3 separate regions of the Homo sapiens genome follow, and regions 1 and 3 are each linked to region 2. The links are chromatin loops, found by intact Hi-C in ENCODE. Cell type or tissue: OCI-LY7. All regions are shown on one strand.

What was found. A loop is a pair of places that touch in the nucleus more often than their neighbours do. Peaks named below come from ENCODE experiments on the same cell type or tissue, not always from the same donor. Only the 100,000 strongest peaks of a DNase experiment are listed, where the experiment ranks them.
Region 1: it touches region 2 in a loop (3-fold over the local background); 2 of 110 quality-filtered maps call a loop at or near these places.
Region 3: a loop joins it to region 2, with 3 times the contacts of the local background. A loop is called at or near these places in 2 of 110 quality-filtered maps.

The regions. Positions count from the first base shown.
Region 1 is chr7:64,681,629-64,689,628 of GRCh38, forward strand. The region is part of intron 1 of ZNF107 (zinc finger protein 107); the gene reads left to right. It also overlaps the pseudogene BNIP3P11. Among named protein-coding and RNA genes, the nearest start is that of MIR6839, 6.6 kb to the left of the region's middle. In OCI-LY7, CTCF peaks have their summits at 3,683, 7,544 and 7,759; DNase peaks (open chromatin) are centred at 3,643, 5,093, 5,833 and 7,683; H3K4me3 peaks cover 3,987 bases; H3K27ac peaks cover 7,502 bases.
Region 2 is chr7:64,904,403-64,912,402 of GRCh38, forward strand. The region is part of intron 1 of ZNF273 (zinc finger protein 273); the gene reads left to right. Among named protein-coding and RNA genes, the nearest start is that of ZNF273, 5.1 kb to the left of the region's middle. In OCI-LY7, no CTCF peak of the experiment used is centred here; DNase peaks (open chromatin) are centred at 1,379, 3,739 and 4,219; H3K4me3 peaks cover 4,995 bases; H3K27ac peaks cover 4,383 bases.
Region 3 is chr7:64,632,398-64,640,397 of GRCh38, forward strand. LOC124901656 (a long non-coding RNA gene) reads left to right here. Exons shown (of 7, transcript XR_007060350.1): 2 at 1,085-1,201; 3 at 1,601-1,654; 4 at 7,090-7,209. LOC105375326 (a long non-coding RNA gene) reads right to left here and starts at 3,681. Exons shown (of 3, transcript XR_927602.2): 1 at 3,534-3,681; 2 at 1,521-1,674; 3 at 726-836. In OCI-LY7, CTCF peaks have their summits at 4,234 (motif pointing right) and 6,988 (motif pointing right); DNase peaks (open chromatin) are centred at 4,224 and 6,984.

The sequences.
Region 1 (8,000 bases), 220 kb before region 2:
CCAAACCATCCTTACCCTGCCCAATGCCAGTATCCTATCCCTATGCCACCCCTAAAAGGCCTAAAGCCTTTTTACCCACTTTTTACAACATGGCCTCTTAGTACCCATTAACTCTCCCATCCTTCCCTTTCAAAAACCAGACAAGTCCTACATATTAGTTCAAGACCTTCGTCTCATCAATCAGATTGTACTTTTCATCCATTCTATAGTGCCAAACCCATATACTCTCTTGTCCAGAATACCTCCCACCACTACCTATTATTCCGTTCTCAGCCTAAAAGATGCCTTCTACACCATTCCCCTACATCCCTCCTCTCAACCTCTTTTTGCCTTCACCTGGACTGACGCTGACACCCATCAGTCCCAACAACTAACCTGGACCATTCTTCCCAGGGCTTCCGGAATAGCCCTCATTATTTTAGCCAAGCCCTTGCCTGCGACCTACTCTCTTTTCAGCCTTCCTTTTCCTACCTCATCCAGTATGTCGATGATCTCTGCAGTCTCTCCTAGGAATCCTCCCAACAGAATATCCTCCTACTCCTTCAGCATTTAGACTCTAAAGGGTACCGAATGTCCCCTTCTAAAGCTCAAATTTCTTCCCCTTCTGTTATTTGTCTCAGCATAATTCTCCATCAGCACACCCGCACTCCCCCCGCTGACCGTATTCACCTAATCTCCTAGACCCCAGTCCCTTCAAAAACAGCAGCTTCTCTCCTTCCTAGGCATCATTGGGTACTTCCACCTCTAGGTACCTGGTTTTGCCCTCTTAACAAAACCCCTTTATAAGCTTACAAAAGGCAACCTAGCTGACCCCATAGACCCCAAACCTTCCCTCATTCATCCTTTCACTCCCTGAAAAAAGCTCTTGAGACAGCCTCCTCACTGGCGTTCCTCGACTCCACCCAGCCCTTCTCTCTACATGGCAGAGGTAAAGGGATGTGCAGTTGGGGTCCTAACACAAGGGCCAGGCCCACGACCAGTGGCCTACTTATCTAAACTTGACCTCACAGTCCTAGGCTGGCTGCCCTGTTTACATGCTGCAGCGGCCACTGCCCTAATACTCCTAGAATCCCTCAAAATCACTGGTTACACCCCAGTTACCCTCTATAGCGCTCACAACCTCCAGAGTCTCATTTCTTCCTCTCACCTCACACAACTACTCTCCTCCCATCTCCTCCAGCTTTATTCACTCTTTATTTTAAACCCCATGCTAACCATTGCTCTTGGACCCAGTTTCAACCCAGCCTTTCACTTAGCACCCAACACATGTCCTGAGCCACATGACTGCATCTCCTTAATACACATGGCATCCTCCCCCTCTCCTCACATTTCTGTTTTTCCAGTCCCAAACCCAGATCACACTTGGTTTATTGATGGTAGTTCTTCAAGACCCAACCAATTTTCGCCAGCCAAGGCAGGTTATGCTATTTGTTGTGTCCCACACATCTGTTATCGAGGCTGCTGCACTTCCACCCTCCACCACCTCTCAGCAAGCTGAACTAATTGCTTTAACTCACGCTGTCTCTCTCTAAGGGAATGCACGTCAATATTTATACTGATTCCAGGTATGCTTTCCACATCCTTCATCACAGTGCTGCCATCTGGGTGGAAAGAGGTTTTCTAACCACACAAGGGTCTTCCATTATCAATGCCTTTCTCATAAAGGCCCTCCTTAAGGCTGCTCTTCTGCCAGCCAAGGCTGGAGTTGTCCACTGCAGAGGATGCCAAAAACCAACAGACCCTATCACTAAAGGAAATGCCCATGCCAGTAAAACAGCAAAAGAGGTGGCAAACACCTCAGTGTCTGCAGACGTTCCAGTCTCTGCTCCAAAAGACCAGTATATTTCTTTCTCATCTATTATCCCTACCTACTACTCTTCTTCTGAAAACCTGCTCTGCTAGTCCTTTCCAACTCACAAGGCAAGTGGTTCTTAGATCATAGAAAGTTCCTTCTTCCTGCCTCACAAGCGCAATCTATTCTCTTATCCCTCCATGACCGCTTCCATGTAGGATACAAGCCTTTGGCTCGCCTCCTAGAGCCCCTTATTTCTTTCTCATCATGGAAGTCCGTCCTTAAACAATCACTTCTTAATGTTCTGTCTGCCACTCCAAGGTTTTCTTAGGCCCCCTCCTTCCCCAGCACATCAGGCCTGAGGGTTTACTACTACACAAGATTGGCAAATTGACTTCACTCATATGCCTCGTGTCAAAAAATATAAGTACCTCCTAGTTTGGGTTGATACCTTCACCAGATGGGTCGAGGCCTTCCCTACTGGATCTGAAAAGGCTGCAGCAGTTTTTACCTCTCTTCTAACAGATATTGTTACCTGTTTCGGCCTCCCTACTTCCATCCAATCTGACAGTGGTCCAGCCTTCATTAGCCAAATCACCCAGGCAGTTTCCCAGGCCCTTGGCATCCAGTGGAATCTCCACACCCCATACCATCCTCATTCCTCAGGAAAGGTTGAAAGAGCCAACGGCCTCTTAAAAACTCACCCTCCAACTCCGAAAGGACTGGACTGTTCTCCTACCACTTGTGCTTCTCAGGATCTGAGCCACCGCCCATGAACCTACCAGGTATAGCCCATTCGAACTCTTATATGGTAGTACTTTTCTACTGGGGCCCAACCTCATCCCAGACACCAGTCCTCCAACAGGCTAGGAATGAAATCTGTCAGGCTGCTAACCTTCTTTTACCCACCTCAGATACCCAGCCATATGAGGACACTCTGGCCAGACAGCCCATCCTGATAAAGAGCTTAACCCCCTGATCTCTACAACCTCAGTGGACAGGACCCTTCCTGGTCGTTTATGGTACCCCAATGGCTGTCTGCTTACAAGATCCTCCTCAGTGGATTCACCCTTCCAGAGTAAAGCTGTGTCCATCTGACACTCAGCCTGACCCTTCTTCCTCCTCTTGGAAGTCGCAAGTACTCTCCCCGACCTCGTTAAAACTCACCGAAATCCCTGAAGAAACTTAAATGTCCTGCTCCTGTCCGCCCTGCTTCTTCACCCTCTTCCTCCACTCTATTTGCCAAGACATCTCCTGGTTTCATCCCCAAACTCCCACCTTAGATTCTCTCTTAAACTGGATAGATGATCTCATCTTTTAGGGCACTCTGTATAACTTCTTCCCAGATGAGACGCCTCTGTTTACCTTCCTACTCACTCTTTATCTATCCCTCCTGCTCCTTTGGCTACCTGGCATGGCCGCACTCCCACTTCCAGTAATGCCTAATTACCTCTACAAAACTCTCAACCCACTCTCTGTTAAACCAGTCCAACCCTTCTTTGGCAAAGGACGCTGGCTTTGCATTTCTCTATCAGCTACCACTTACGTTGCCACTCTCATTCCCACAAAAAACTGGGTAGTTACTAGCTTAACCTACCACCCTCGTAATGAAGGAAAAAGCCCCTTCTAACTCCTACATATGCAGTCATTGGCCAACTTCTCCATCAATGAAATGACCGAAAATACCCTGACAGGTCGTGCAGTTCAACTTTTACGCTCCTACATGTCCAGCCTCACCCATTACACAAGTAATGAAAAGCCCATACACGGCCCTGTGACTACAAACGCTGTCTTAACTTTCCAAGCCCCTTTATGCATCCAACACAACCTGTCATCAGGCCTACCTCTAGGTCACCTACTGTTCCATCAGTGCAACTACGCCTTGCAGCTTCAAGCCCCAACTGACTGTATTAACTTCCAGGTCTCCCAAACAGCTACATTCAAACAGCCTGTCCGCTTCTCAAAGCCCCCAGAAGTCATCAGCACCTCTCTGCTTAACAAACAATCCGGGTTTTGTAATGGCAGGCATACGCACTGCATGACCATTCACCCCTGGACCTCCTGCAGCAGCACTCCCACCACTGACGAATGCCTCCTTATCCCCTCTTTCGATTACCCTTCTGAGTGGCTCCTAGTAGATACAAAATGATTTTTCCTCCAATGGGAAAATAAAACACAGGGAGCCACTCAGCTTATCCCAAACATCCCTTTTCAGCCGCTCACTGGGGCCGCCTTGGCAAGTACCCTAGGGGTGTGGGAAAATGAAAACAAATTCACACACCTTTTTAACATACACAGCCAGTTCTGCCTACCCAGCCAAGGCATATTCTTCTTGTGTGGAACTTCAACCTATGTCTGCCTCACCACTAACTGGACAAGCACCTGTACCCTAATCTTCCTAAGCCCCAAAATTGACATTGCCCCTGGAAACCAAACCTTACCAGTCCCTGTCAGAGCCCAAGTCCATCAGCATAGGGCTGTGCAGATAATACCCTTGCTTATAGGACTAGGAGTTACCAATGCCACAGGAACTGGAATAGCAGGTTTGTCCCCTTCCCTGTCCTACTATCATACACTCTCAAAGGATCTCTCAGACAGCCTACAAGACATAGCAAAATCCACCCTTACTCTCCAATCCCAAATAGACTCCTTAGCAGCAGTAACTCTGCAGAACCACCGTGGCTTAGACCTCCTAACCGTCGAAAAAGGTGGGCTATGCACCTTTTTAGGGGAAGATTGTTTTTCCACCAACCAGTCTGGACTAGTACGAGATGCTGCCTCGCAGTTAAATGAAAAGGCTTCTAAAATCAGACAATGTCTTTCAGACTTTTAACACCAATCTTTGGAGCTGGGCGTTGTGGCTTCTCCCTATAGCTGGGCCCCTCATTTCCATCATTCTCCTTCTCCTATTTGGACCCTGCCTCTTCCGTCTAGCCTCTCAGTTCCTACAAAATCTCATTCAAGCTATTACCAATCAATCTATGCGACAAATGCTACTCCTAACTGCCCCTCAATGTCACCCCCACCCCAAGATCTCTCTCCCAATTAGGAGTCCATGCCGCCCCAAGTCCCGCTCGAAGAATCCCTGAGAAACATCACCCCGTCCACTTCTTTTCTTATTAAAACAAAAAGACAGGAATGTCATATCCCACAAATATGGCTGCATTATTGCCAGCAGGCCATTATTGACGGTGGGCCATTAAGAACTCTGTGACCAGCACATATGCCTCCAGACTTCCTGGAACCAGAAAACCTGCAACAACCAAAAACCACAAAAGAAGAACAACGGGTTTCTGTTCCAACTGGTTGATCAACTTCTTGAGTCAACAAGTCCCAAAACCATGTTGTAATTTTCCACCCGCCACTTTGCCCTGTAAAGACTGCTCTCCCTCACACCTCCGGGCTGACTCCCTTTTCCGATTCAGCCCACTAACACCCAAGTGAATAAACGGCCTTGTTGCTCACACAAAGTCTGCTTGGGTCTTCAATCCAGACCACGCTGTAACACACACTTACAAAATTCTGCTGAGAATATGCCCCCCGTTATTCATAATGCTCATGTTTTTCATACTGAGGGTAGCTGTGCACTTTGGGTTTTTACAGAGAAATGTGTTTTAGGGGAAGTTTTTCTGGCTGACTTGTTCAATCATATCTAATCTGAGTTTTTTTCTTAAGATGCTTTTCTTTTTTTTTCCCTCTCAATATAATCATTTTCAGAGTGAGCTGTTTTTCTCTTGAATGCATTGGGTGTCTGTTTTGGAAGCCCTATTACTATCCCATGGTGTCTGTTAATGAGGTGGGCTGTCATAGTGAGAACTCTTGGAGCTATCTCTATATGGACTCATGCTGGAAATCCAGCAGAGTGATTTCCATGTCACCATTACAAATAAAAAACTGAGGCTTAAACACTGCACCCATTCCCATTATTGTGAAGGTGCAATTCTACCCAGGAGGCCTGCAGGCTCTCCTCCTGCAACTCAGGCTTCATTCTCTGATGTGGCATTGAAGTGCTGCTGTGGCAGTTGGGGTTATATATAGGGTGCCAGGTGTGAGCTGTGTGCTGGGGGCTCTGCCTCAGTGGCAGATGGTAGGAGTCAAGAGAGGACACAAGCTACCAGGAGACGGCAAGCAGGAGGCACCTGGCTTTAAGTTGCAAAATTACCTTTTGTCATGAAGATGTGAAAAGTGTATTTTGTCATTGATTATAACCAATTAGCATATATGGATGACCTCCCAAATTACCAGGTGAATTTATGATGAACTATGTATGACATGTGCTGTAAATTTTTCTACTTGTGGACTAATTATTGTGACCGTCTTTCTGTCTTTGCAATCTCTTAAGCAGATTGACTGTGATGCATGTCACATTCTGGTTGAATTGTGTAATAAAACAGCTTTCTTTCTGTTCTATCATTGTGGAGTTACTCTGGAGCTGGAGAAAATTTTTCTTTTATTTATATTTTCCAAACACTGTCTAGAATTACCACACATGATATAAACATATAAGGTGCCAACCAAGCTTTAATCCAGAGGAGGCTTTTCCTTTCAGGCTTCCAGTCAACTCACAATTGTGCTGCAAAATGCATGCTGTCCCCTAAATATGCAGGCAGAATTGTGTCTCTGTCTATTTGGTGTTATAGTCCTCTACAGTCACCTCTAGAGAGCTAGGCCAGATTTCTACATACTTCACAGGGCAGCAGTTAACCATTTTACCTCTTTCAATGACTCTTGTATCTTTAGACCAGAAACTGCTTCAGAGATCATGGGACCCAGAAACCCAGAGTAACGTGTGCCTTAAGTAGACATGAGAATCTCCATATTTTTTCCCTTCCTCCTCTTTTTTTTTTTTTTTTTGACATGGGTTCTCACTCTGTTGCCCAGGCTGGAGTGCAGTGGCATGATCTCGGCTCACTGCAACCTCCACCTTCTGGGTTCAAATGATTCTTCTGCCTCAGCCTCCTGAGTAGCTGGGATTACAAGCACGCACCAAGACGTACAGCTAATTTTTGTATGTTTAGTGGAAGGGGGGGTTTCACCATGTTGGCCAGGCTGGTCTCAAACTCATGACCTCAGGTGATCTGCCTGCCTCGGCCTCCCAAAGTGCTGGTGTTACAGGTATGAGCCACCACACCCAACCCCTTCTTCCTCTTCTTAAAATACCCACAAATGTGTGGATGACACCTACTGCTACTGCACCCATCCAGGAACTAAATTTGCAGCTCCAAATTCTGAATCAGGGTCTTAAGATTTGGGAAAAAATAAAACCTTTTATCTGAGAAATGCAAATTCTTTTAGTTATAAGGTTCAGAGACATTAAAATAATACCACAATTATGTATTTCTCTGTTCTTTGAGCTAAGAATTTATCTCTTGAAACTGCTTGCTATTGCCACAAGTAGGTATAAATTAAACTAATAATGACACACTGGATCCTGTAACCCACACCCTATAGCTTAACAATGTTTATCCAATCAATAATCAATCTTATTTTTTTGTAAACAAATGAGAGTTTCTGACAAACAACTTTGTATCAGCCCACCCTCTTTCCCTCTCTTTTTGCCTTTACAAATCCACTTGCAGCTGCGCTAATCAAAGTGTAGATTCCTGGCAACATGAATCTTTGATCCCAGGTTACAATTCCCAATCTTGGCTCAAATAAACTCTCTACTTATATTCATGTAGCTTCAGCTTTTTCCTTTCAAGTAGACATATTATTTAGAATGTGCTAGAGCAGCCTCTATGAGGCGATCTCTCCTTTGGTTGTGCTCCACTTGCTGTAACACCCAAAAATGCAGAGGCAGGCTGCTCCCACCTAGAATCTGTACATAAGGTCTGGCCTCTCCCTGGAATTTACAAGACAGGGCCAGACTCTGGTTTGAGAAAGTACAGAAAACCAACAGGAGACATTTTCTGCATTGTGAGATGTCAACATAGACATCTTAAAGCTTCCCTTTGAGAGTGTTGCTCTTAGAACTTTTCAGATCTTGTTCAGTGACCTGCTACAGTTATGTGAGAGGATCCAGGTGTAAATAGAATCTGATGACAGATTCTGTAAGCGTAAACAAGCATCTTAGGGGTGAGAGATGAAGGCCACAAAGTATCGAGAGTCATGATCACAATTATACCTACCCGTAAAATGTAATACTGGACTAGAGTATTTTTTCTTTCCTTTTGCCCAAGAGCTAGCTAATTAGGACCCGTAATCTGGA
Region 2 (8,000 bases):
TTTTTTTAAAAAATGGGGACCCTGGGACTGGAGCTACCTCAGTCTAATTGCCTGCTACTTAATTGTGTACACACTCTACAGGGGATAGATTTTCCCCTGAAATTTTCACATGTGGCCCAAGCAGAGTCTCAAGACTACTCCCCACCCCCAATTCCTTCAGCCTAACTCTGGCTTGCAGTAAAATACCAAATTTCCAGTTTTTTCTGACATTCCGAAATGCCAACTTCCTCATCCTAATTCACATTATTTTAGTGTACATTTTAGATACTGTATTTTAATTAATCATTTTTTGACACAGCATTGGATAGCACTTTAGAAAAATTTTTTTCTGTTTGAAAATATTTCCCAGGAGAAGAAAGCAAAGAATCATCCCCTGACACTGTATTGTAAAAAAATCTCTGTGCCTCTTTTTAAAATAATCTTCCCTAGGCACAGAGATCTTACCAAAATGTTTTTGGGTCAAGGTTTCCCTTTGGAAACTTTATGGAGTGCTGTTTCCTCAGCCACTCCTCAGTGTTTTCCTGGTTTTGAGTTTTAGTACTGTCTGGGGATAAACCAAGATACCCACAATCGCTATGTCTGCTACAATGTTTAGTGAATATCAGCTCCTGGGTCATTTTCTCCCATAGGACAGTCTCAGGTATGGAGTGTAGCTTCTTAAAAGAGCAGGTGGATGTCGTGGGGCTGAGAGGCATCTCCTGGTGCACTTTTTTTTTTTTTTTTTTTTTTTTTTGAGACAGTCTCATTCTGTCGCCCAGGCTGGAGTGCAATGGGGCGATCGTGGCTCACTGCAAACTCCGCCTCCCAGGTTCAAGCGATTCTCCAGTCTCAGCCTACCAAGTAGCTGGGATTACAAGTGCACGCCGACACACCTGGCTAATTTTTGTGTTTTTTGTAGAGAGGAGGTTTCACCATGTTGGCTGTACTGGCCTTGAACTCCTGGCCTCAAGTGATCCGCCCACCTTGGCGTCCCAGAGTGCTGAGATTACAGGCGTGAGGCACCCCACGCTGGCCACACTTTTTTTTTTTTTTTTTTTTTTGAAAAGCTAACCCGTTGAGACATTAAGATTGTCTTCACCCAATCCAGCTTTCATTTCTTGGAGACAGATTGCTGGTCAGCCAATCAGATGCTGGTATTAAGGGGAAAACAAATAATTTCTTCCCCCTGAATTCTCTTAACATTTGTGAAAGAAAAAATAGTGTACCAAAAAAACTAAAAAAAACTTACTCCAGTGAGATGGTGCAAGAACTTGCAAACTAAAATGCATCTGGAGCAGTAACTGAGGTATAGTGTCTCCGAAGAGGGTGGTCGTTGAGCACTTAAGTGAGCAGGATGGGGTGGGAGAATCAAGGGATCGTGGCCTGACTTGACACGAGTCAAACACATCAGTTTTCTAATCAGCACTGCCACTCTCTGGGGGTTTATCATCTTGAAAAGATTTCTTCACTTTTTTTGACTTCAGTTTTTTATTGTAAGTTGCATTTTATTAGTAAAACTTGAAAGGTAAAAAATTTACAAAAAGGTGGGTTTCAGGGAGAGAAATAATATCTAATTATATAGTCCATTTGTTAAAAATTCTCATTTATCTTTTTCTTTGCCAGAATGAGTTTAAGAATTTTCTCGGGTGTGTCTTTTATGGGTGAGATCAAACAGAATTCCAAGTCTTGGCTTTTAGAATGCTAACCAAGGAAAAAAATAGGGAGAATCTCTTTTTAATTTTGGCTGTAGAAAATAAATACTTTTCCACAAGAATATGTAGTAGATAATTGGTGAGTTACTTAGATTTGTGAAAACATCAGTTCCTCTTTATGCAGAGTACATTTGTAACAGTGAATATCTCTAGTCTATGTCCTGTTATCTTGATTTCTGAGTTTAATGCTGAATTATATGGTAAAACTTGGTACCTCCCAGAAGCGTTCCCATATGACTGTTTACTACATGATTTTTAATAAAAATTATAAAATAATACGTTTATCATCTAAAAGGAATGGATACTTTTGCTTTTCTTGTTGAGGTATAAAATGTAAACACCTTAAAATGTCTTCCCCTTATATGATCACTGTGTTTGAGTAATTTTGCTGGATTTTTTAAACACTTACTTTCAAAAACCAAGTTAATACCTCTGACATGGAAATTAAAGCTTCAGCCCAGTGACTCTAAGCTAAGGCTAATATGGAGCCTGCAAAAGGAGGTTATTAAAGGCCCAGTTAGGTTCTTTTTGGGGAGCCTCCCCTGCAGATGTCCCAGCCTGCTCACACCAGCCATGAAGAAGCCTTTATACTGAGAGAAGCTACAGAGCCCAGGAAAGCTGGGGACCCACAGGCAGATGCAGTTAAAGTTAAGATGGAAGGGGATTAGGAAGGTCTTACTGGAGATGAAGTTGTTACTGTTTTAAGGCAGTTTCTAGACTTACAAAATAAAACAAAGTTATGTAAAAAAAAAAATTTGAATTCCAAAAGAGTGTTGCAACAGGCAAAGTACCAACTATAAGATCTTGAAGGACTGCAAAGTTTAGGCAGACAAGATTAGAAAGAAGGTGGGAGGGGATGGCAAATAGAAGGTGGGAAAATTAGATTTTATATCAGAGAATGTTTTACCCTGAAGTCAGCATGTTCTTAGCTGGGACATAAAATGGTGTATGTTGGTTCAGACTGAGGGTAGCTCAAAATTCTGAGCCTGTGGGAAGAAGATAAACTTAAGTAAAGTTTGATTAAGAAATATTTCCTCTTAGCCACTGAGACCAGTTCAGCTGTTTTTTGTTTGTTTGTTGTTTGTTTTTAATGAGAAAAGGAAATGTGGAGTCTGTGTTTGGTTATGTGATAGGTAAGAAAAGAGCACCATCTAAGTCATAATGGGAGGGTGTTTCTTTCCATCAACTGTTCCTGGAGAGCACAAAGGATGGATAATTTTATTAATCACAGCTATTTACCAGGATTATCTATGTGCTTCATCTTTCCCCACCTCTTTTCTTGGTCCTATACATTTCTTCCATTTGAGTTTTCCTGCGTTGTGTCTTTTATAATAAACTGGTCAACATAACTACAGTGTTTGCTGAGTTCTGTGAGTAGCTCTATCAAATTATTGAACTTGAGGGAGGTTATGGGAGTCCCAAATTTTTAAACAGTAACCCCAGTGTATAGATGGGCCTATGGAATTTGTGACTGGCATCTGCAGTGAGGATAGTGTTGTGGGACTGAGCCCTGAATCAGGGTCTGTGCTGACCCTGGGTGGTGTCAGAATTCAAATGTTAGACAATTAGTTGGTGTTAGAGAATTGCTTGGTATTCCACAAACTCTAGAGATTTGGTACCAGAGGAAAGATATCACAGAAGCCTGGCCTGGAATGGAACTCTGGGTGTCTGGGAATGGGAGGCTCTGCTCTCCTGTACACAGACTGTCACACTGCCCGTTGTCCTGTGATTCCATGTCTCCTCCCAGGGTGAGCGAGAACTGACAACTTAGAGGAAATGAGCTGTGATAACAGACCCCTTTTTTCCACAGCTGCCACCACAGGATTCCCACCCACTCTCAAACATACGCACTAGACATTGATGTGTCCACACCCCTCCCAGGACTAGGAACCACCCTCAGGAATTTCACCACAACATTTTTGATCCTGGTATTTTTTGCCAAAAATCCACAAAAGTGTCTACATGTCTCTGGGGATATCCCCACCCCCAGACACTGAATCTGCAGTAGCAACCTGCTTCCTCTACCAACCTGTTCATAATCTCATCTGCCTGCATGGACACAAATCAGAGTACAGCCCCCCTGGGCCACTATCTGATAGCACAAACAAATCCATCCACTTACATTGCACTATTCTCCACTCATGGATTTTTTTTCCTTTTAACTTTTATATTTGGTTCGTGGTACACGTGCTGATTTGTTATATACATAAAATTGTGTTGTGAGGCTTTGGTGTGCAGATTATTTTGTCACTGAGGTAGTAAGCATAGCACCAAATAGGTACTTTTTCTGATCCTCTTTGTCCTCTCACCCTCCACCCTCAACTTGGCCTCTGTGTTTGTTGTTCCCCGCTTTGAGTCCATGTGTTTTTGTTTGTTTGTTTTGAGATGGAGTCTTGCTCTGTTACTCAGGCTACAGTGCAGTGGCATGATCTCACTGCAACCTCTGCCTGCCAGGTTCAAGTGATTCTCCTGCCTCAGCCTCCTGAGTAGCTGAAATTACAAGCACCTGTCACCACGCTTGGCTAATTTATTTATTTTTAAAAATAGTGACAGGGTTTCACCATGTTAACCAGGCTGGTCTCAAACTCCTGACCTCAACTGATCTGCTGGGCTCTGCCTCCCAGGGTGCCATGTGTTATTATTTAGCACTTACTTATAAATGAGAACATGTATTTGGTTTTCCATTTCTGCATTAGTTCACTAAAGATGATGGTCTCCAGCTCCAACCATGTTGCTGCAGAGGACATAACCTTATTATTATTTTTTTAGGGCCACACAGTATTTCATGATGTTTATATATCATATTTTGTTTTTATTAAATATTTTGTTTTATTTTGGAGACAGGATATTCTATTGCCCAGGCTGGAGTACAGTGGGGTGATCTTGGCTGACTGCAGCCTCAACATCCTGGGCTTAAGCAATCCTCCTACCTCAGCCCCCAAAGTAGCTGGGACTACAGGCATATGCCACCACACCTAGCTAGTTTTTCTTTTTGTATTTTTTGTACGTACGGGGTTTTGCCATGTTGTCCCAGGCTAGTTTCAAACTGCTGAGCTCAGGCAATCCAACTGCCTTGGCCTCCCAATGTGCTGCGATTACAGGCGTGAGCCACTGCACCCAACAATATGTTTTCTTCTTTTTTTTTTTTTCTGAGACAGTCTCCCTCTGTCGCCCAGACTGGAGTGCAGTGGCACGATATTGGCTCACTGCAGCCTCCACCACCCAGGCTCGAGCGACTCTCCTGCCTCAGCCTCCCAAGCAGCTGGGATTACAGGCATGCACCACCATGCCTGGCTAATTTGTTTTGTATTTTTTAGTAGAGACGGGGTTTCAACATGGTGTCCAGGCTGGTCTCCAACTCCTGACCTCAAGTGATCTGCCTACCTTGGCCCCCCAAAGTGCTGGGATTATAGGTGTGAGCCACCGCGCCCAGCCATAATGTTTTCTTTATCCGGTCTACTATTGATAGACATTTAGGTTGCTTCCATGTCTTTGCTCACAAGTACTATTGTGTATAGTGCTGCAATGAACATGCATTTGCATGTGTCTTTATAATAGAATAATTTATATTTTGGGGGGTATATAGAGTATTTTTGGGGTATTCAGGTTGCTGAATCAAATGGTAATTTTGATTTTAGTTCTTTGAGAAATCATCACACTGCTTTCACAGTGGTTGAACTAATTTATACTCCCACTAACAGTGTATAAGTATTCTTTTTTTTTTGCAGCCTTGCAAGCATCGTTTTTTTTTGTTTGTTTGTTTGTTTTTGTCTTTTTATTAATAGCCATTCTGACTGGTATGAGATTGTATCTCACTGTGGTTTTTCTTTACGTTTCTCTAATGATTAATAATGAGCATTTTTTAATATGCTTGTTAGCCACATGTGTGTCTTCTCTTGAAGAACATCTGTTCATGCTTTTTTCCTAGTTTTTTTTTTCTGGCAAACTTGCTTAAGTTCTTTATTAATTTTGGATATTAGACATTTGGCAGAAGCATAGTTTGCAGATATTTTCTATTGTTCTGTAGGTTGTCTTTTTACTCTGTTGATAGTTTCCTTTGGTGTGAAGAAGCTCTTTAGTTTAATTAGGTCTTATTTGTCCATTTCTGCTTTTGTTGCAATTGCTTTTGGTATCCTCAACATGAAATATTTGCCAGTTCCTATATCTAGAATGGTCTTTCCTAGGTTATCTTCCAGGGCTTTTGTATAATTTTAAGTTTCAAATTTAAGTCTTTAATTTATCTTGAGTTGACTTTTGTATGTAGTGTAAGGAAGGGGTCCAGTTTCAATCTTATACATAGTACTAGCTAGTTATTCCAGCACCATTAAACAGGGAATTCTTCCCACATTCCTCTTGTCAGCTTTGTAGAAGATCAGATGGTTGTAGGTGTGTGGCATTATTTCTGGGCTCTCTGTCCTGTTGCATTGGTCTATGAGCCTGTTTTTTGTTTTGTTTTGTTTTGTACCAGTACCATGCTGCTTTGGTAACTGTAGCCTGGTAGTATAGTTTGAAGTCTGGTAATGTAATGACTCCAGCTTTGTTCTTTTTGCTTAAGATTGCCTTGGCTATTCAAGTTTTGTTTGTTTTTGTTTCATATGAATTTTAAAATAGTTTTTTTTTCTGTTAAGAATCTTTTTGGTAATTTGATAAAATAGCATTAAATCTGTAATTTATTTTTTTTTTTTTTTTGAGACGAAGTTTTGTTTTTATTGCCCAGGCTGGAGTGCAATGGTGCAATCTCGACTCACTGCAACCTCCGCCTCCTAGGTTCAAACAATTCTCCAGCCTCAGCCTCCTAAGTAGCTGGGATTACAAGCATGCACCACCATGCCTGGCTAATTTTTCTATTTTTAGTAGAGATGGGGTTTCGTCGTGTTGGCCAGGTTGGTCTCAAACTCCTGACCCCAGGTGATCCACCCACCTCGGCTTCCCAAAGTGCTGGGATTACAGGCGTGAGTGAGCCACTGCACTGGGCTAAAGTGTGTACCTTTAATGCCTAGTTTGTTGAAGGTTTTTTACATGAAGTATGTTAAATTTTATCAAAAGCTTTCTCTGCAGCTATTGAGATAATCTTGTGGGTTTTGTCTTTAGTTTTGTTTATGTGATAAATAGCATTTATTGATTTGTGTATGGTGAACCAACTTTGCATTTTAAAGACAAAGCCTACTTGATTATAGTGAACTAGCCTTTTTTTTTTTTTTGAGATGGAGTTTCACTCTGGTTGCAATGGCATGATCTCAGCTCACTGCAGCCTCTGCCTCCTGGGTTCAAGTGATTCTCCTGCTCCAGCCTCCCAAATAGCTGGGATTACAGGCATGCGCCACCATGCCTGGCTAATTTTGTATTTTTAGTGGAGACAGGGTTTCTCCATGTTGGTCAGGCTGGTTTCGAACTCCCGACCTGAGGTGATCCACCCGCCTTAGCCTCCCGAAGTGCTGGGATTACAGGTGTGAGCCACTGTGCCTGGCCAAGTTATTTGTATTTTTGTATGTTCAGTGGTAATGTTCATTTTGTCATTTCTAATTGTATTTATTTGAATCGTCATTAATCTCGCTATTGGTTTATTTTATTAATTTTTTCAAAGTTTTAACTTCTGAATTTCTTAATATTTTGTATAGTTTTTTTATGTCTAAATCTCCTTCAGTTCACATCTGATTTTAGTTTTTTCTTGTCTTCTGCTAGTTTAGGGATTTGCTCTTCTCTTATTCTTTTATTTGTGATATTAGGTTGTTAAATCGAGATCTTTCTAACTTTTTGATGTGAGCATTTAATGGCATAAATTTCCCTCTTAACACTGCCTCAGCTGTGTTCCAGGGATACTGGTATGTTGTATTTTTGCTCTCATTTGTTTCAAAAAACTTCTTGATTCCTGTCTCAATTCCATTATTTACCCAAATATCATTCAAGTGCAGGTTAAGTTCCACGTAATTGTATGGCTCACCGTAAACTCTGCCTTCTGCGTTCAAGCGATTTTTGTGCCTCAGCCTACCTAGTAGCTGGGATCACAGGTGCCCGCCACCATACTCAGCTAATTTTTCTAATTTTAATAGAGTCGACGTGGTTTCACCATGTTGGCCAGGCTGGTCTTGAACAGATCTGAGGTGATTCGCCCGCCTCGGCCTCCCAAAGTATGGGGATTACAGGCGTGAGCCACCATGCCTGGCCATTTATGTTGTTTTTAGTTGGAGAGTTCTGTAGATTTCTATTAGGATTATTTGATCAAGTATTGAGTTTAGGTCCTAATATCTTTGTTAATTTCCTGCCTCAATAATCTGTCTAATAGTGTCTGTGGGGTGTTGTTTTCTTCCA
Region 3 (8,000 bases), 270 kb before region 2:
CTCTAGGTCCAGCACCTAGGTGATGTGACTCTTCTCTCCTGCCTGGGCCATGCCCACTGAAGTGAGAGTGACTTTATCTCTAGGCCCAACACACAGATGATATGATACTTCTGTCTGGTCCCTGCTCACAGAGGTCATCATGACATACCTTGTATACCTTGGGGCTATCACCTTGATAATGTGACACTCCTCTTTTTCCTGGGACCTGTCCACAGTGGTTGTTGTGACATATTGCTTTGCCCAAGACCTGATTCCATAGTTTATGCTACTCTCTTCTACCCTAAACCTTACCCATGAAGAAAATTGGGACATATTTCTGGACCCCTCACTTAGGTATTGTGACTCCTGCCTGGGCCATCACCTCTGGTGGTATTGTGCCATATGGCTTGACCCAGCACCTCAGCGATGTAACCCTCCTATAATGCTAGAGCTCTTTCCAGGCAGAGTGTGATTTATTGCTAGTGAAGCACTCAGGTATGTACCTGTTCTCTCCTTCCTGGGACCCGCATTTGTTGGTTATCGTGACATACCACTAGGTCCAACACCCTGCTCGCAGGGGTATTATGTGTCTTTTCATTCATCACCTAGGTGATATGAAAACTCTGCCCTTGCTCTCCCAAAATTGGAGATTGTGACATATCATTGGACCCAGCACCTAGGTGATGTGACCCTGGTCTTTTGCCTCAGTTTAGTATATTTTATGTATTGTGACATATTACTGGGCAAAACACCTAAAGGATGGGAGGCTCCTGCCTGAGTCCTGACCACAGGGGGTCTTGTGACACGTTTCTTCATCCATCAACTATGCGATGTGACTATTAATCTCTGCCTTGGTTCTGCCAAAAAAAAAGAATTGTCATTAGACCCAGCAATTTGTAACGTGACTCTCCTCTCTTTTCTGGACCCTGGATACATTGTGTATGGTGACATTTGGATGGGTCAACACCGAAGTGATCTGACTCTTGAATGGCCTCTTCCCACAGAAGTATTATCGCATAAATTTTCTTTCATCACCTAGATTGAATTGTTAATCTAATCCCTTGATCTTGCTGAAAGTGTGATTGTGAAATATGCCTCTCCCCAGCACCTGAGTGATTTGACTCTCCTGCCTTGGCCCAGTCCACAGATAGCATTATGACATGTTGCTGAACCCGGCACCTAGGAGATGTGACTTTATTTTCCTGCCTTGGTACTGCCCACAGTGAGTATTGCGACACATAGCTTGACCTTGCACCCAGGTGATGTGAGTCTCCCCTCCTTTCTTAGCATGGCCCACTGGCAGCATTGTGACATATTGCTGGTCCCCACACCCAGGTTGTGTGACTCTCCAGCCTGTGCCTTGCCCACATGGATCACTGGGACATATTGCTGGGTCTAACATCCAACACACGGGTCACTGGGGCCTATTGCTGGGTTCAACATAAAGGCAATTTAACTCTCCTGCCTGAGTCCCACCTACAGGGGACATTATGACATATCTCTATGCCAATCACCCAGGTGTTATGACTCTCTTCTCCTACCTTATCCCTGTTCACAGTGGGGATTGTGACATATCACTAGGCCTAGCACCTAGCTGATGTGACTCTTCTCTTTTTTCAAGGTTGTGTCCACAGGAGCGATTTTGATGTATTGCTGGGCCGAACACAAAGGTGATGTAAGTTTTCTGCCTTGGCCCTACCAAAAGAAAGCATTGGGACATATTGGTGGACCCAGAACCAAGGTGCTGTGAGTCTCCTACCTGGATCCTGGCTGCAGGAAGCATTGTGCCATATCTCTGCACTCATCAACTATTTGGTGGAGTGCTCTTCTCTTGCTTGGGCTTATCCCATTGGAGATATTGTGATGTATCTCTGGGCCCATCGCCTAGATTACATGGCACTCGTTTTCTTCCTGGGACCTATCCACAGTGAAGATTGTGACATATCGGTAGACCCAGCACCTACATGATGTGACTTTCTTCTCATACTGGGGTCATGCCCACTGTGGTGATTGTGACATATAACTGGGCCCAAACCCTTGGTTTTGTGACTCTCCTTTTTTTCTGAGCCCTACACAAAGAAAAAATTAGAACACGTATATGGGCCCCTCCCTAGGTGATATGACTCTCTCCTCTCTTGCCTAGCCATGCCCACAGAAGTGAGAGTAACTTATGACCAGCACACAGGTGATGTGATTCTTCTGCCTGGTTCTTGCTGACAGGAGTCATTAAGACATGTCTCTGGGCCTATCAGCTAGATGATGTAACTCTCCTTTTCTTCATGAGACCTGTCCACAGCAGGAATTGTGACCTATTGCTGAGCCCAGTGCCTGTGTGATGTAACACTCCTCTCATTCTCTGGCTCTTCCAACTAGAATGATTGTGACATGAAGCTGGGCCCAGACCCTAGGTTATGTGACTCTTCTTTTCTTACTGAGCCTTACACATGGAGAAAATTGCAACATATTATCGAGCCCCTCACCTAGGTGGCATGACTTTCATGACTAAGCCATTCACTCAGAGGGGTATTGTGACATATTTTTGCACACACACTGATGTGATGTGACTCTCCTCCTTTGCTTAGGCCCTGTCCAAGGAGGTATTTTGATGTATCACTGGGCCCAGTACCCAGGTTATTTGACTCCCCTCTTCTGCCTGGGCCCTGAATACATTGTGCATTGTGATGTATGGCTGGGTCCAAAACATAGATGATGTGGCTCTCCTCAATGGACTTTGCCCACAGAAGTATCAGAAGAGATTAAAAAAGAGATTAAGGCCGGGCATGGTGGCTCATGCCTGTAATCCCAGAACTTTGGGAGGCCGAGGCAGGCGGATCATGAGGTCAGGAGATCGAGACCATCCTGGCTAACACGGTGAAACTCTGTCTCTACTAAAAAATACAAAAAATTAGCCGGGTGTGGTGGCTGGCGCCTGTAGTCCCAGCTACTCGGGAGGCTGAGGCAGGAGAATGGTATGAACCTGGGAGGCGGAGCTTGCAGTGAGCTGAGATCAAGCCACTGCACTCCAGCCTGGGTGACAGAGCGAGACTCTGTCTGAAAAAAAAAAAAAAAAGAGATTAAAATCTCTTAATTCTACACCTAGGCGATTGGACTCTTCTTTTATGCCTGGGCACTGCACACAGCTGAGATTGTGACCTTCATATGCATGCCCAGCCAACAGTATAAACTTCTTTCCTTCCACGTAAACAGCCCACTGTTGAGGTTCTGAATCTCACACCCAAAGGCAGGGAAGTGGGGAAATCGACTCTCATATGTAGATTTGGTTCACATTTGCGTTTGTGACTCTTAAATCAACATTTAGCAAACCTGTGAGGCCATCACTCTACTAAGAAGACACAGTCCACAGGATGGATTGAGGCTCTCATTCTTTGGTCCAGTCCACCATTGAGACTGTGACTCATGTAGTTATACCCAACATGACATTTCACTGTGCCGAGCACCTAGCTGATGTGACTCCTTTTATTTCTGGGTTCTGTCTCCAGAGAAGATTGTGAAATATTGCTAGGCCTTTCACCTAGATGATGTTACTGTCTTACCTCGGCTCTTTCCTCAAGGAATATCGTGACATATTGCTGGACCTAGCATCTAGGTGATCTGACTCTTTTCTGTTGCTAGGGATCTGCCTAAAAAAAGGATTTAGTTGTATTGCTGGGCTTAACACCTAGGCAGTGTGACCCTCCCCTCCCACCTGAGTTCTTCATACATTGTGTATTGAGACATAGGGTCAGGTCCAACACCTAGGTTATGCAACTCTCCTTGATGGGCTCTGCCCTTAGGGGTATCTTTTTATTCATTGCCTAAGTTATGTGACTCTCCTTTTCTGCCAGAGCTTTGCCAGAAGTGGGGATTGTGACATATAACTGGACCCAGCACCTCGGTAATATGACTGTTCTTGTTTTACTGGCCTGAGCATATTTTGGGTACTGTGATATATCTCTTAGCCCAACACCCAGGGGCTGGGAGGCTTCTGCTTGGGCCCTGTCCACAGGGGGCCTTTTGACATATTTCTGCATTTATCACCTAGGAGATGTAACTCTTCATTCTGCCTGAACCCTGGCCACGAAAAAAAAATCGTGACAGATTTTTTAGGCCAGTAACCAGGTGATGTGAATTTCCTCTCCTACCTAGGCACTGCCCATAGGGGGCACTGTGACATATCACTGGGCTCCACACCCAAGGTATGTGATTCTTCTGCCTGTTCCCTGCCCACATAAGGCATTATAACATGTTATTTAGTCCAAAACCCAGGTAATGTAACTCTCCTGCTTAGACCCTGACTACAGGGGGCACTGTGACATATCTCTATGCACATCTCGCAGGTGATATGACACTCTCGTTTTGCCTGATCACTGCTCATGTGGGGGATTGTAAAATACCACTGGGCCAAGCACCAAAGTGACATTGCTCTTTTCTCTTTGGCTTGGCCTTGCCCTCAGAAGGCATTGTGACATATTGCTGGACCCAGCACCAACGTGATGTGAGTCTCTTTCCTGAACTCTGTCCACAGGGGACATTGTGACATATCTCTGGGCCTGTCAACTACTTGATGTAACTCTCTACTCTTACCTGGGCATTGCCTGTAGAAGAGATTGTGACAATTCCCTCCTGAAAGCAGAACACGGGCAGCCGAGTTACATAACCTGGACGCATGGCCTAGTGATAGTTCCCAATCTTCCTTGTGGGCAGGGTGCAGGTAGGAAAGTCATATCTTCTAAGTGATAGATGCAGATAAGTATCAAAAGGTCCCCACATAGGCAGGATCCATGCACAAGCCTCCCATCTCCCAGTGGTGGGGCCCAGCAATTTGTTACGATACCCAAAATATGTGAGGCCCAGGCAAAAGGAGAGAGTCACATCACCTAGGTGCTGTGTTCAGTGATATGTCACAATCCTTCTATTTGGCAGGGCTCTGGTGGAATAAGAGAGTCACATCACATAGGTAATAAAGAAAAAGATATTTTAAAGTACCCTGTGGGCAAAACCCAGGCAGGAGAGTCACATCATGTAGGTATTGGACTCAGCCATATGTCATAACACACAATGAATACAGGACCCAGGCAAAGGAGGAGTCATATTATTTAGGTGCTGAGCCCACAGGTATATATCAGAATCTCACTTTTTGGCAAAGCTCAGATGTGAAAAGAGCATCATATCCAATAGTTGAGGGGCCTAGAGATATGTCAAAATGCCCTGGGTGGGCAGGGACCATGTGGAGGATTAAGGTAAAAGAGGAAAGTTACATCAAAAGTTTATAGACTAAAAAATACGTTGCAGTGCTCTCTGTGGGCAGGGACCAGGCAGAAGAATTACATCACTTGTGTGCTGAGGTCAGCAATAAGTCACTTTTTTTTTTTTCTGAGGGGGTTTGTCCAGAAGGAGAGGACCCAGAGACAGAGATATGTCAGAATCTTTCAAAAGCAAAGTGCAAGTAAGAATAGAGAGTCACATCAAATAGTTGATAAGTTTGAGATATGTCACAATGTGTCTCCAGGCAAAAGAGCCACATGATTTTTGTGCTAGGCCCAGCAATAGGGCTGAATGCCTTTCCAGGTCAGGGCCAAAGCGAAACGGTAACATCCTGTTAGTGTTGGGTCCAGTGGTATGTCACAATTTTCCCTGAAGACAGAACCTAAAAACAATAGAAGAGCCACAATCCCCTCTGTTAGCATGAATCAGGAAGGGGAAGAGATTTATGTAACCTGGTTGATGGGTACACACATATATCACAATGTCCTCTGTAAGAAGTTCCCAGGCAGGGAAGTTTCATTACCTAAGTGTCAGGAATCAGGAAGGAGAAGAGATTTATGTAACCTGGTTGATAGGTACACAAATATGTCACAATGTTTCCCGTAAGCAGTGCCCAGGCAGGAGAGTTACATTACCTAAGTGTTAGACTCAGCAGTATGTCCCATTGGCCCATGTGGGCAAGGCACAGGCAGAAGAGCCACAAATCCTTGACACAGGATGCAGCAATATATCATAATGCTCCCTGTATACAACACCAAGGCAGAAGAAAAGACTCACATAACTTGGGTGCAAGACCCAGCAGTATGTCATAATTCTTCATGTGGGCAATGACAAGGCTTGAGAGTAGAGTCACACCACCAAGGTGCAGGGTCGAGCAATATGTCACAATTTTATCTGTGAGTTCACTCCAGGCAGCAAAGTCGAACCACTTAGGTGCTGGGTAAAGGTGTATGTCACAATCACACTTGCAGGAAGGTCCAGGAATAAGATCACAATCCCACACATGTTCTAGTTCTAGGTGGGAGTGTCAACATATCTTGTATGTTGGGTCAATCTCTCCCAAGAGGATTGACCGTACACCCATATCACACCCTGCTGACAGTAAAGATTGTTATCATTTCCCGTGAACACAGCCCACTGTTGAGATTCTGAAACTCACACCTGGAGGCAGTCAAAAGTTGGAAAATTGACTCTCATATGTGGATCAGGTCCACAAGTGTTCTGGTGACTCTCAGGCTAAGATTCAGCAAACCTGTGAGGCTGGGACTCTACTAAGGTGAGATAGTCTGCAGGAAAGATTGAGGCTCCCATGCACTGATCCAGTCCACTGCTGAGATGGTGACTCATGTACTTAAACCCAACATACAAGAGGTGCTGACTTTCATACCTAGAACCCGGACATGTGTGGGCTTGTTAATACCATCCCTGCACCTTCCTACAGGTGTGATAGTTAAATAAGTCTCTGCCCAGCTCTTAAGTGATTTGACTCTCTTGCCTGGGCCCGGCCCACAGTTCAAAATGTGCCATGTTGCTGGACCTGGCCCCTAGGTAATGTGATCTAGTCTCCTGTCTCAGCACTGCCCACAGTGGGCATTGTGACATATCACCGGGCCTTGCACCCAGGTGATGTGAGTCTTCTCTTCTGCTTTGGCACTGCCCAAAGTAGACATTGTTACATATCACCAGGCCTTGCACTCAGGTAATGTAACTGTCTTGTCATGGCCCTGCCTGCAGGAGGCTCCATGATGTCACTGTCTTCTTCTACCTGGTCTTTGCTCACAGCGGGTATTGTGACATATTGCTATGCCCAGAATCCAGCTGATGTGACTCTCCTCTTTTTTCTAGGTTCTGCCCACAAGGGAAATGGTGACATATCACTGTGCCCAGCACCAAGGTGACGTTACTCTTTTGCCTTGGCCCTGCCCTCAGAAGACATTGTGACAAATAGCTGAGCCCAGAACCAAGGTGAACCTGCCTGAAACCTCCCCACAGGGTCATTGTGACCTATCTCTGGGCCAACCAACTATTTAATGTGTCTCTCCTCTCTTGCCTGGGACTTGCCCATAGGAAAGATTGTGACATATCTCTGGGCATAGGACCTAGGTGATATGACTTGCTGTGCTTGTCTGGGCAATTTCCACAGAAGAGAGAATGACTTATTCCTGGGCTCAGCATACAGGTGATGTGATTCTTCTGCCTGATCACTGCCCACAGGAGTTATTGTGACATGTCTCTGGGCCAATTACCTAGATAATGAGACTCTTCTCTTCTTTCTGGGACCTGTCCATGGCAGGGATTGTGACATATGGCTTGGCCCAACACCTACCTTTTTTTTTTCTCCTTTTTTTTGAGATGGAATTTTGTTCTTGTTTTCCAGCACGTAGTGCAATGGTGTCATCTTGGCTCACCGCAACCTCCGCCTCCAGGGTTCAAGCGATTCTCCTGCCTCAGCCTCCCAAGTAGCTGGGATTACAGGCACCCACCACCACACCCAGCTAATTTTGTATTTTTAGTATGGATGGGGTTTCTTTGCCCCCCTTATTTAGGCGATGTGAATTTTTTTCTTGGGGCCTACCCTCAAAGGGTATTGTGACAAATTGCCAAACTCAGCACCTAGTTTATGTGACTCTTTTCTATTGCTTGAGCTATGCCCTGAAAGGGACTGTGATGTACCACTGGGCCTAGCACCTAGGTGACATGACTTGCATCTTCTGCCTGGGTACTCTATATATTGTGTATTGTGACATATGGCTTGG